2 separate regions of the Homo sapiens genome follow, and region 2 is linked to region 1. A link is an interaction called in ENCODE POLR2A ChIA-PET data of the cell type or tissue named here. Cell type or tissue: IMR-90. All regions are shown on one strand.

Evidence for each region. ChIA-PET counts read pairs that join two places held together with the same protein. Peaks named below come from ENCODE experiments on the same cell type or tissue, not always from the same donor. Only the 100,000 strongest peaks of a DNase experiment are listed, where the experiment ranks them.
Region 2: POLR2A ChIA-PET joins it to region 1 with 5 read pairs; 2 of 35 experiments call an interaction of 5 or more read pairs at or near these places.

The regions. Positions count from the first base shown.
Region 1 is chr4:80,136,911-80,141,910 of GRCh38, forward strand. No RefSeq gene overlaps it. Among named protein-coding and RNA genes, the nearest start is that of PRDM8-AS1, 58 kb to the right of the region's middle. In IMR-90, no CTCF peak of the experiment used is centred here; a DNase peak (open chromatin) is centred at 2,191.
Region 2 is chr4:80,240,143-80,245,142 of GRCh38, forward strand. The region is part of intron 1 of LOC124900725 (a long non-coding RNA gene); the gene reads left to right. Among named protein-coding and RNA genes, the nearest start is that of FGF5, 24 kb to the right of the region's middle. In IMR-90, no CTCF peak of the experiment used is centred here; no DNase peak of the experiment used is centred here; H3K27ac peaks cover 704 bases.

The DNA.
Region 1 (5,000 bases):
AGTCCAGTTATTTTAAACACATGAACTCAAATCGTAGAGAAATTCCTGAGTTTCCAAGTGGTTTTAAGCAGAGATTTTTCTGATATTAGCTAATATCCCCTAGATGAGAATTAATTGATTTGCTTAAGAGAGAAAAATATTGAGAAATATTTCTGTGTTTTGCGGAGATAAATCTGTTGGATGTTCACTGCCTTGTCTCAATAATAACTAAACAATATGATGTGACAGATGTTTCAGAAACTCATGTAATAATTATACATCTCCATTTTTAACTTCTCAATTCATGAAGCTATTGGCCCTGAGGAGATGCTTTTTACCTCTGTTTCTGGTGAACACCAAAGGATAGTAAATGAGAATTTATTAATATCCAGCTTAAACAGCTAGAGATAAATCCAATAAACATTATTTTTTCTTGAGTAACAACTTAAATGCGTACTATAAGAGTTTATTAAGTTCTTTTTGGAAATTCTACTTTTATCAGGTACTATCTCTCTAAGAAATTAGTTTCATACATCTACTCTATGCTGAATCTTTCAAATAAAAATTCTTTTGATTTATTCTTTCTTTTACCTCTTTTACAATAATTACCTGGTTTTTACATACAAAACAAAATTTTTAACAATTTTGAAGATTTTGGCTTTATTTTCTCTCAAACTTCGCCATTCCATTTTGGAGTTTAAATCTTTTTAGTTTACACTTAATGTGGCAGCATGGCCCTTCTTCCTGGTTGTTTCAGATGTCTTACCCCTTTTGCTTTCCTTTTCATCGTATTCTTGAATATAGGGATCAGAACTGTGAATAACAGACACATCTGCACTTTGATTTTCTGTAAGAGGACATTGTGTTCTATTTTGTTTCCTTTCCCTTTCTTGTGATTGTCAGAATTCCATCAGCCTTTAATGAACTCCTCCCTGTCCTCATAGAAGAGTTCACAATGATCCCTGTGCTGTAATAGATAACTCCAAGACCATTACTCTGCCGGTATAGTTTGGATTATTTTTTTTCTAAGTGCATTGGCTCATTATTTTATCTTTGTCCCTTTTGTGACTCATATATCAATTTTCCGTCCATGAACGTAGCTTCGTGAAGTCTTTCTGCAGTTTATTTCCATCAGCTTGGCATTTTCATTAACCAGAAGAGCTTAAGGTCACTGGCAAACTTGGGAACTTCAATGTGAACATTTTCTTTTCCACAGTTTATGAAAATGTTAATAAAAGCAGCTTCTGAACCCATCCCTGATACTAAATTATTCAATAGATCACTAAAATAAAACAATTTATGGGGAAGAATTAAACCTTACATGTATTATTTCAGTGTATAACACAGTTTTGAATTAATGTGATTTAGAAAATGGATGAACTAAATCAACTGTTGTAGAAGGTGAAACAATATTTAAAGAGACCTTTAACTTTCCACATTGAGACCCTGTAGAAAATTGCTACCTTTCTCAACAAAAGACAAAAAAGGGACAATCTCCACAGTAGTGAATTTGAGATTCCTCTTGTAGATTCCTTTACTCTTAAACTACTACCACAACAGATCATGTAAGTGCTATGGTCTCTTAAAATTAAGAACCAGTTGTGAATATCAAATCTTTTACTTAATATCCATGAGCACAATAGAGAACAAACTAGAACATTTCAACAAGATTTTATTTAATGCCAGAGGATAACAAAACAAAAATATGCACAGAAAAACCTGGACTTAGAGAATCTGGCCTACAAATTACAACTTTTTTTTCTAGAGCTTAAGTTCCTCATCCCATCCAAATTCTGACTGGCCTCCAAGAAAGAGGTTCTTGTTAATATCCACCCCTAAATAACTTAAGTTTTCACATTCAGTTTCCTCCCTGGGGACTGCCCTCAAAGTCAGTGCAATATAAAGAAAATTTTGACCGGATCGGTGGAGAGATGGATAGGTAGTAGACACATACATACATATATAGATACATAGATAAATAGATTAAAATAAATTAGATATCTAAAAATAGATATAGATTAAAACAAAAATACAGACATACAGATATATCTGACAGTTCTGGAATTTGAAAGCATTGCAAATGATTGTTTAGTTATACCAAGCCAACAGTTAAGCCACATATTGATGGGATGAATGTGGCAAATGTTTTTCTTCTTTTTAATATTTTCTGAATCATACTTGGAGCAGATGCTTTGTAAGCCTTGTACCACATCCTGTCAGTTCACATGAGGGTTTCAGCTGCAGCTGTGGTGGAAAGACAGATCTTGTGCAAGCTGCAGGCATCTTTACCTGTCTCAAACTTCTGCTCTTGCCACCCCACCTTTCTTCATTATGCTGCCACAGGAGGCAGCCCAGAAGTTGGGGGAAGTTAACCCTCCACCAATTGAGGAGAGTCAATAGAAAAAGGACCCTGTCCCCTGTCCTCCCAGTCTCCTGGTCCTTTGGAGTGATAATTGTGAGTGCATTTTACATGGCTCCTGAGAGGATCCCCAGTAGGATCAAGCTCCAGTTGTACATACCAACACAATAATACATCACTTACCAACTTTCCATCATTTCTTGCCTCATTCTCCTCATTTTAAGCCATGATTCCTCCCCACCACTACCAAATAAACTGACATAATTCAAAGTTATGTCTCAGATTCTGCCTAAGGAAACCCAAATTAATACAGTATCTGTATATCAGATTGAACAACACACTTCTCATTAAACAGTACATTTTACCACCTGAAAAAAATGACAAATTATCATAATAGCATTTAGCAATGATAACCATGGGTATCATGAACGCCATTAACAAATAAAAGAAAAACAGTGTTCACCCATTAAGAATGATATTGTAAGGAGCTGAAATCATAGAATGATGGAAAGTATAACACAGTTCTGCCAAAGTTGTGAAAATATGTGCTTGTTGTGGTAAAAAAAAAAAATGCAAATCTAACTCTAGATATAAAATTGTGGAAGGGGAACTATATTCATGACGAGAAGTTACATAACATCACAATAGTCGTCATTTGTGAGTAACTACATTCAAATCAGAAAAGCCTTGTAAATTTTAAGCTATGTTCTTATGGTTTAAAGGTACAACAATGTTGGGATGGGAGTAATAAACAGCACCCTCTTTCATAGCCTCATTTTGGACTAATTAAGAAGAATCAAGCAGACAGAAATTTAAATATCCCTTTTATTACTTTGAATGCCCCACAGGTTAGGGCCTTTTCTCATATTTACTCATTCAGTCACAGAAAAACTGGCTACCGTAAGCATCCCGAAGTGGAAGGTTTGCCCTGTAAAACTTATGCCAGGAGGAACCAAACTTCTCTGTGCAGCTAGATCGCAAAAGAAATAAGAGATGTGAGGACTAAAATACACCTTCCTAGTTCCTCCTTCCAAACTCAGCTTTTAAAGAAGTCACTCTTTCTTCTGTAATGAGGAGTAAGGAAGAGGATCATGAATGTCACCATGGGAAGAGGCCATGAATGTCATACTAGTTAGTACTCTCCATGTAGAATGAGACTCAGGCCTGGGGAAAGAGCAAGCTGTCAGCCCCCAGCAGACTGGACAGTGGTTGCTATGGATCTGTCACCAGATGAATTATCCCACAATCTCCTACAACTCTCAGCATTTTCTACTTCTAGTTTCTCTACAGAAAAGAAAGTATTTGTTTCTTAAAGTGGGTTTGGTCGGGCACAGTGGCATTCACCTATGGCCCCAGCTACTCTGAAGGCTAAGGCTGAAGGATTATTTGAGCCCAGGAGTTAGAGGTTATGTTACACTATGATTGTGCCTGTCAATAGCTACTGAACTCCAGCCTGGGCAACATAGCGAGATCTTGTCTTTAAAAGTAAACAAACAAATAAATAAATAAAATCTACATTTTAAAAGTGGATTGAGTCTTTACAACATAGGGATGTCCAGGGAGCTTTAATGTATCAATAAGAGTATCCTTAATGTCCAATTTACTTATCTAATTAAAACATTGAACATGTAATAGTCTTTCAAGCATTAAAAATTATCATTCCTGTAAATATCTACACTGTATTTACATAATTAATAAATCAACATTTATCCAAATATTTGAACATTGACTACAAACTTATTTACTTGTATTACTGTAAAATTCAATTTAAAACAAATCTACTATATTATAATCTCCTGATAATGCTTTAAACTCCTTAATAGACAAAGCACATGCTCAAAATAACAATAATTTGAATTTATTATTGCATTTATACAAAAACCAAAAAATTTAAAGCATTTCAAATTTTTTCTGGAATTTAAAATCCACATTTTATTTCTTTATTAGCTCTCTTCTTATTCTATTGCTTGTGCTTATTCTTATCTATGGGTTAGAGTGAGGTTAGCAGACAAAACTTCCTAGCACAAATCTTAACAGACACAAACGAAAAAGAGTTCTATTTCTAGCCTAAGCAGCTAATTCTGCACTATCTGTCAATAGATTCCTGATTGGGATATGGGCCAAATATACACCTAAACTTCATTTCCCTAACATTATCATTCTTGGTGTACTAATTACTATTGCTGCATAACAAATTATTCTTGAAACTTAATGGCTTAAAACAAAACTATTATCTCACAGTTTCTGTGGGTCAGAAATCTGGGGACAGCTAAGCTGGGTCCAAGATAAATTTCCAATTATATCTCATTATAATTAGTAGAGTCATCAAGAAGTCTCATGTCCTAGGAGATAAAGGGTAAATCATGTGAAGATGAAGTTCCTCTGTAAGACACTTACCTCAGTATATACACTTAAACTCTCTTTCTATGTGGTTATTGAGAATTTGACTAGTGGTGTTGATTATGGGTAGCCACCAGTACTGATCAGTACTTTTTGTTTATTCCTATTTTTCCAGGAACCATTTGTTTCACACATTGTTCTCTGTATTACTCATATTTACCCAGAGAGAAAAATACGTCACCATAATTTGTAAAATTCATACGTTTAATGGAAGGAGCAAAACTGTTCTCTACTTATTAAAATTATTTTTGAAACATAATCC
Region 2 (5,000 bases), 100 kb after region 1:
TCTCTCCCTCATTATTTCTGTTCTTTCTCTTCATAATTATTTCCATATCCATATTGTATATCCTTCAGTATGATTGCCTCTCAGTTTTTTCAATCTGCTTTCCTCTGATGAGCTTGTCCTCCACCCACAACCATAGATACAATGCCTTAAGCATACTGACTGGTTTTTACTTTAAATTCATTACCATTACCTTTAGCTCTCTGGCAATCCAACTGTATCTCCCTAGACTATTCACCCTCCCACTCTCCTAGATGCTGCTCTTCTCCTCTCCAATCTCCAGTGCATTTTTTCCATTCTCATTCTCAAATGAAACAGAAACAATCAGAAGTAATTTCATATATTCCCACTACTCCATCTTCAAGGTTACCAGTATCCATGACCATTTCCCTGCTTTTCCTCCTGATATGATAGACAGACTCTCTGTACCTTTACCTAAGAGCAAGTCATACACACGTGTTTCTCAACCAGGAGTGATTTTTTCCCTCAAAGGGCAAACGTCTAGATACATTTTTGGTTGTTACAACTCAATGAGAGGGAGCAGGTGATTATGGCATTTAGTAGGTAGAGGGCAGAGATGCTGCTAAACATCCTACAATATACAGAAGAGCCCCCTCAACAAAGAATTGTCTGGTCGAGGGTCCAGGAAGTCAGTAGTGCCAAGGCAAAGAAACCCTGTACTGAAACCTGCCCCTCCCCAGCACCTCTCCCCTTCCTCCTTTACATCCCCAAGTTTTCTTCTTATCGAATCATTTCTACCTTCATACAATTGTACTGTTGATATTTCCTATTTTAAAAATATTTTTCTCATTGCCATATTTCCTTCTAGCTACCTCCTGCCTTTCTCTGATCCCCATAAACAACAAAATTCATGAATGAGTGAGAGAATTTTCTGCTCTAGAAATCACCAAATCTTTTCTTCCTGCTCTCTCTTGAGCTCAGAGAGTTCAACCAAACTTTCTCATCACTCACAATAATAGTATGTCATGTTGTCAAATTTAATGGTCAGTTCTTCTCATCTGACAAGTATTAACATTTAGCATGATTGATCACTTCCTGCTTCTTGAAATAATTTCTTCTCTTGGTTGCTGGCCACCTCTCTCAGTTTGTCTCTTACCTCACTGGCTGGGGATTTTCAGTGTCTTGCTTTCATTTTATTCATGGCTTAACTTTAAAATATTTTGATCTCTTTTCTAACTATACTAGTTTCCTGGGTGACCTCATCTAGTCTCATGGCTTTAAATTTCATCTATATGCTGATGGCTTCTGAATTTATATTTCTAGGATCAACTTCTCTCTAACTCCAGACTTTTATAATCAACACCTATTTAACATTGTCACGTGTTTACCTAATAGATAGCCAAAACAGAACTCCTAATTTTATCCCCCAGACCTATTCTTACAGCAATCTGTCCTTTCTAAGTTAATGGACCCATTCTGCAAAGTAGCTTAATTCAAAACACTTGGTGTCATTCCTATCTTCCTCTGTTTCTTTTGTACTGTACACTTTCTATCTATCAGCCACTCCTGCTGCTCTGTCTTCAACATGTATCCAATATCCAACCTTTCAATCCCCTCCAATGCAAATGCGTCAGTCAAAGCTGCATTCTCTTAGGACTGGATTATTTCAATAGTTTCCTAATAGTACTTCTGGCTTTCACCCTTGTGTCCTGTACAGTCTATCCTCTACCCAACTCCAGAGAGATCATTTTGAAAATTAATTCAGACCATGTAATTTTGCTCAGAACCCTTCATTGGCTTCCCTTATCTTTCAGAATAAAATTTGCAATCCTTGCCATTATCTATAAGATCACACATGATAATGATCACTGTTTCCTTTGACCTCTTCTTGTACCAGTCTTGTTCTCTCTCACTCTTTGCCAATCACATTGGCTTCCTTGTTCTTTCTGGACTACATCAAGCATGTTTTTTTTTTTTTTTTTTTTCCCAGAACATTTTTTCTCTCCATAGCTGTGCAACTTGCTTCCTCACTTTCCATTTTTCTGTTGAATGGCAATTTATTAAAAATGCCTCCCTTGACCACCAGTTGTTATTTAACAACACTTCCTCCTCCCACCTGATATCTCCATCCTGCTTACTATGAAAAATATTCTATTCTATTCTATTCTATTCTATTCTATTCTATTCTATTCTATTCTATTCTATTAAGACAGGGTCTTGCTATGTCACCCAGGCTGAGTTCAGGGACACGGTCATGGCTCACTGCAGCCTCAACCGTCTGGGTTCAAGCAACCCTCCCACTTCAGCCTCTCAAGTAGCTGAGACTACAGGCATGTGCCACCATGCCTGGCTATTTTTTTTTATTTTTTATAGAGACGGGGCCATGCTATGTTGCCCAGCTGGTCTTGAACTCCTGCATACAAGCAGTCCTCCTGCCTGGGCCTCACAAAGGGCTGGGATTACAGACGTGAGCCACTGTGCCAGGCCAAATTTTTTTTAAGTGGTTCATTTATCATTTGCCTCGCTCTATTGGAATTTAGTTCATAAAGGTCATGGTTGTTTTGTTGTTATTGTTATTTATTATCAAATCTCTAGCACCCAGAATCATACCTGGGTACTATTATTTTAGTAAACACTTTTAATACATTTAAAAAATTTTGTCATTACAAGTTGAAAACTTTTTTCATGATGATTTTAAAAACGTCACCTTTAAAATTATTATTGTCTCAGAAAACTTATCGTAAGGTACCGAAATTAAACTCTGCTTTGTGACTCAACCCTCCCCTGAGCAGGTCTGACACTTTTGGAATACTATCCTCCTTGAGGACTACCTTCTTGTGTGAGACAATTTGTCATGGCAAACATAATAAAATATTGATGGAATTCCATCATATTGAATTAAAATGTCTGCACATTGTACTGTTACATAGTGTCAGGGCAGAACCCAAACCCTGCATTGCAGGAGTCCTTAGTGACTTGCTATTTTTTAGAAGTTTAATGCAGCAATCAGGCATCAGTAAATATTTACTCAGTTGAATCATATGACAGAATTACTTTACAATCATTTGTAATTAAACATCTTGATATATGGTCTTAACATGGCTATAGAATTGGAGCTCTAACAACATGTTCAATCTCTGATTTCTAGGCTAAGAACTCTGGGTTCTTAGAGTATTTGTGGATGCCCAAGGGCTCCTTTTGGATTATTGTCCCCTGAGTGGAAAAAGAGCAAAGCATCAACAATAAATGAAAAATAAAATATCATTAAGGTTCATTTCTCTTTGTTTTCCACTCTCCATGGTGGCTGCAGTGTATCACCTGCCTTCTGGCATATAAGCTCTGGGTGACTCTCATGTCTGCTGGAGTACTGCAGGCTTCCCTGTCATCATGGTATGATCCTCCCAAGCCAATTTGGGGCTGCAGGCCACCACTTCCACTCTCATCACGTTCCCTGTTTGTGCTTGTTTGCGGGGTACCTATCATCCTGCTATGACAGTCTGTCCTGTCCTGCTTCTTTATCCCCATGTCACCGTCTCTGCAATTTCTCTGCTATCACTAGTTCCTGAACTCTGGTTACTGACAGCTTGCCAACAGCACACTCTGTGCCCTTGTCATCTCTAGCCCATCACACCTGCTGCTGCCACCTGCTCCGGTACCTTGCCAACATCTCCCCTACTGCCTTCAATGCCGGCCATGCGCCTTCAGGAGGAGAAAGGACTTTTTCTAATCAGTGGCTGCTGCTGGACAGTGACACACTAAACAGTGACATCTGGGAAATATCAAGTCATCTGTCCTTGAGATGGTGTATACTCTTATTGTTGCCAAGATATTTTACCATCAAATTCTGGGGTCTGTGGTGTTTACTGTTCTAATACCTTCTTTTCCTGGCTAAGACCTGCAGCCTCTATTAAAATAAATTCTAACCTTTAGTTTAAACTATTCCATTGTCTTGTTTTCAAAGTCTTCTCCTTTGATTGGCATACCAAAATTTAGTTATGGGGGAGGGAGGGAGGAATATGTGGTGGTTAAAAGTTTAGTTCCAGCATCACTGATATTATCTAAGATAATAGAAATATATCAAAACAAAGAGCTCTCTATTATGTTTACAGGTATGCCTGAGTTAAGCATTTACATGTTAACATGAATATTAAGTTGGTAAATAATCTGTAAAAGATAACTAATTAGGATATTGGTAACTGTATTACACACTTCTAGGTAAATAATGTGTCCCATAATATTCTATTTTTCCAAAGTGCGAAGGAGAAGATGGAGATGTGTGTGTGAAAGAGAGAGAGAGAAAATGGGAGAATATTTTGGGATTAATGTAAATTTTCTATTTATATCAATATAAATTAAAACAAAATTGTTTTTAAAATGTATATCTATAAAATAACAGATTAGTGGAGATCCATAGATAAATGGAAATCAAAATATATTAATGTTCTATAGAAACAATAAATTATAGTGTAAGTATGAAGATGATTAATAGAAAGGTTATTTCCAATGCACAGCCTCCAAAATAGTAAAATAACTTATTAATAAGGCAGTCTATGTCATTAATGAGTAGCTCTAATGCTAGAAAAATTATACTAAGCCAAAAGCTACTTTCCTTTACACTAGTTCTACGTTCTGAGTGACACAAAATAGTCTAATCTCATTTGCAAAGCTCGTTAAATAATTGAAGACACTTTTATGAAATTATAAAATCTAGAAGAGCCATGTTGCTTTAGAAGTGAGGAGTCAAGAGTTTCATGCATTGCTCAAGGGGTTTGTGGAGAGCTTTTTGAGGAGGATTCTGGCAATACATATTGTAATATAAAATATACATAAACTTTGACCCATCTATCCCAGTTTTAGGAATCTATGCCACAGAAATACAATCATTGGTACAATTGAATGTACCAATGTATATTAATGCATTGTAAACAAATGGTAAAAAGTTATTGGAAACAACTTGAATAATTATAAAATGTATATATATTTATTCTATGTAACTCTATTGAACAGAAGGCAAGTATTTAAGAAAGAGAACTATATCCATA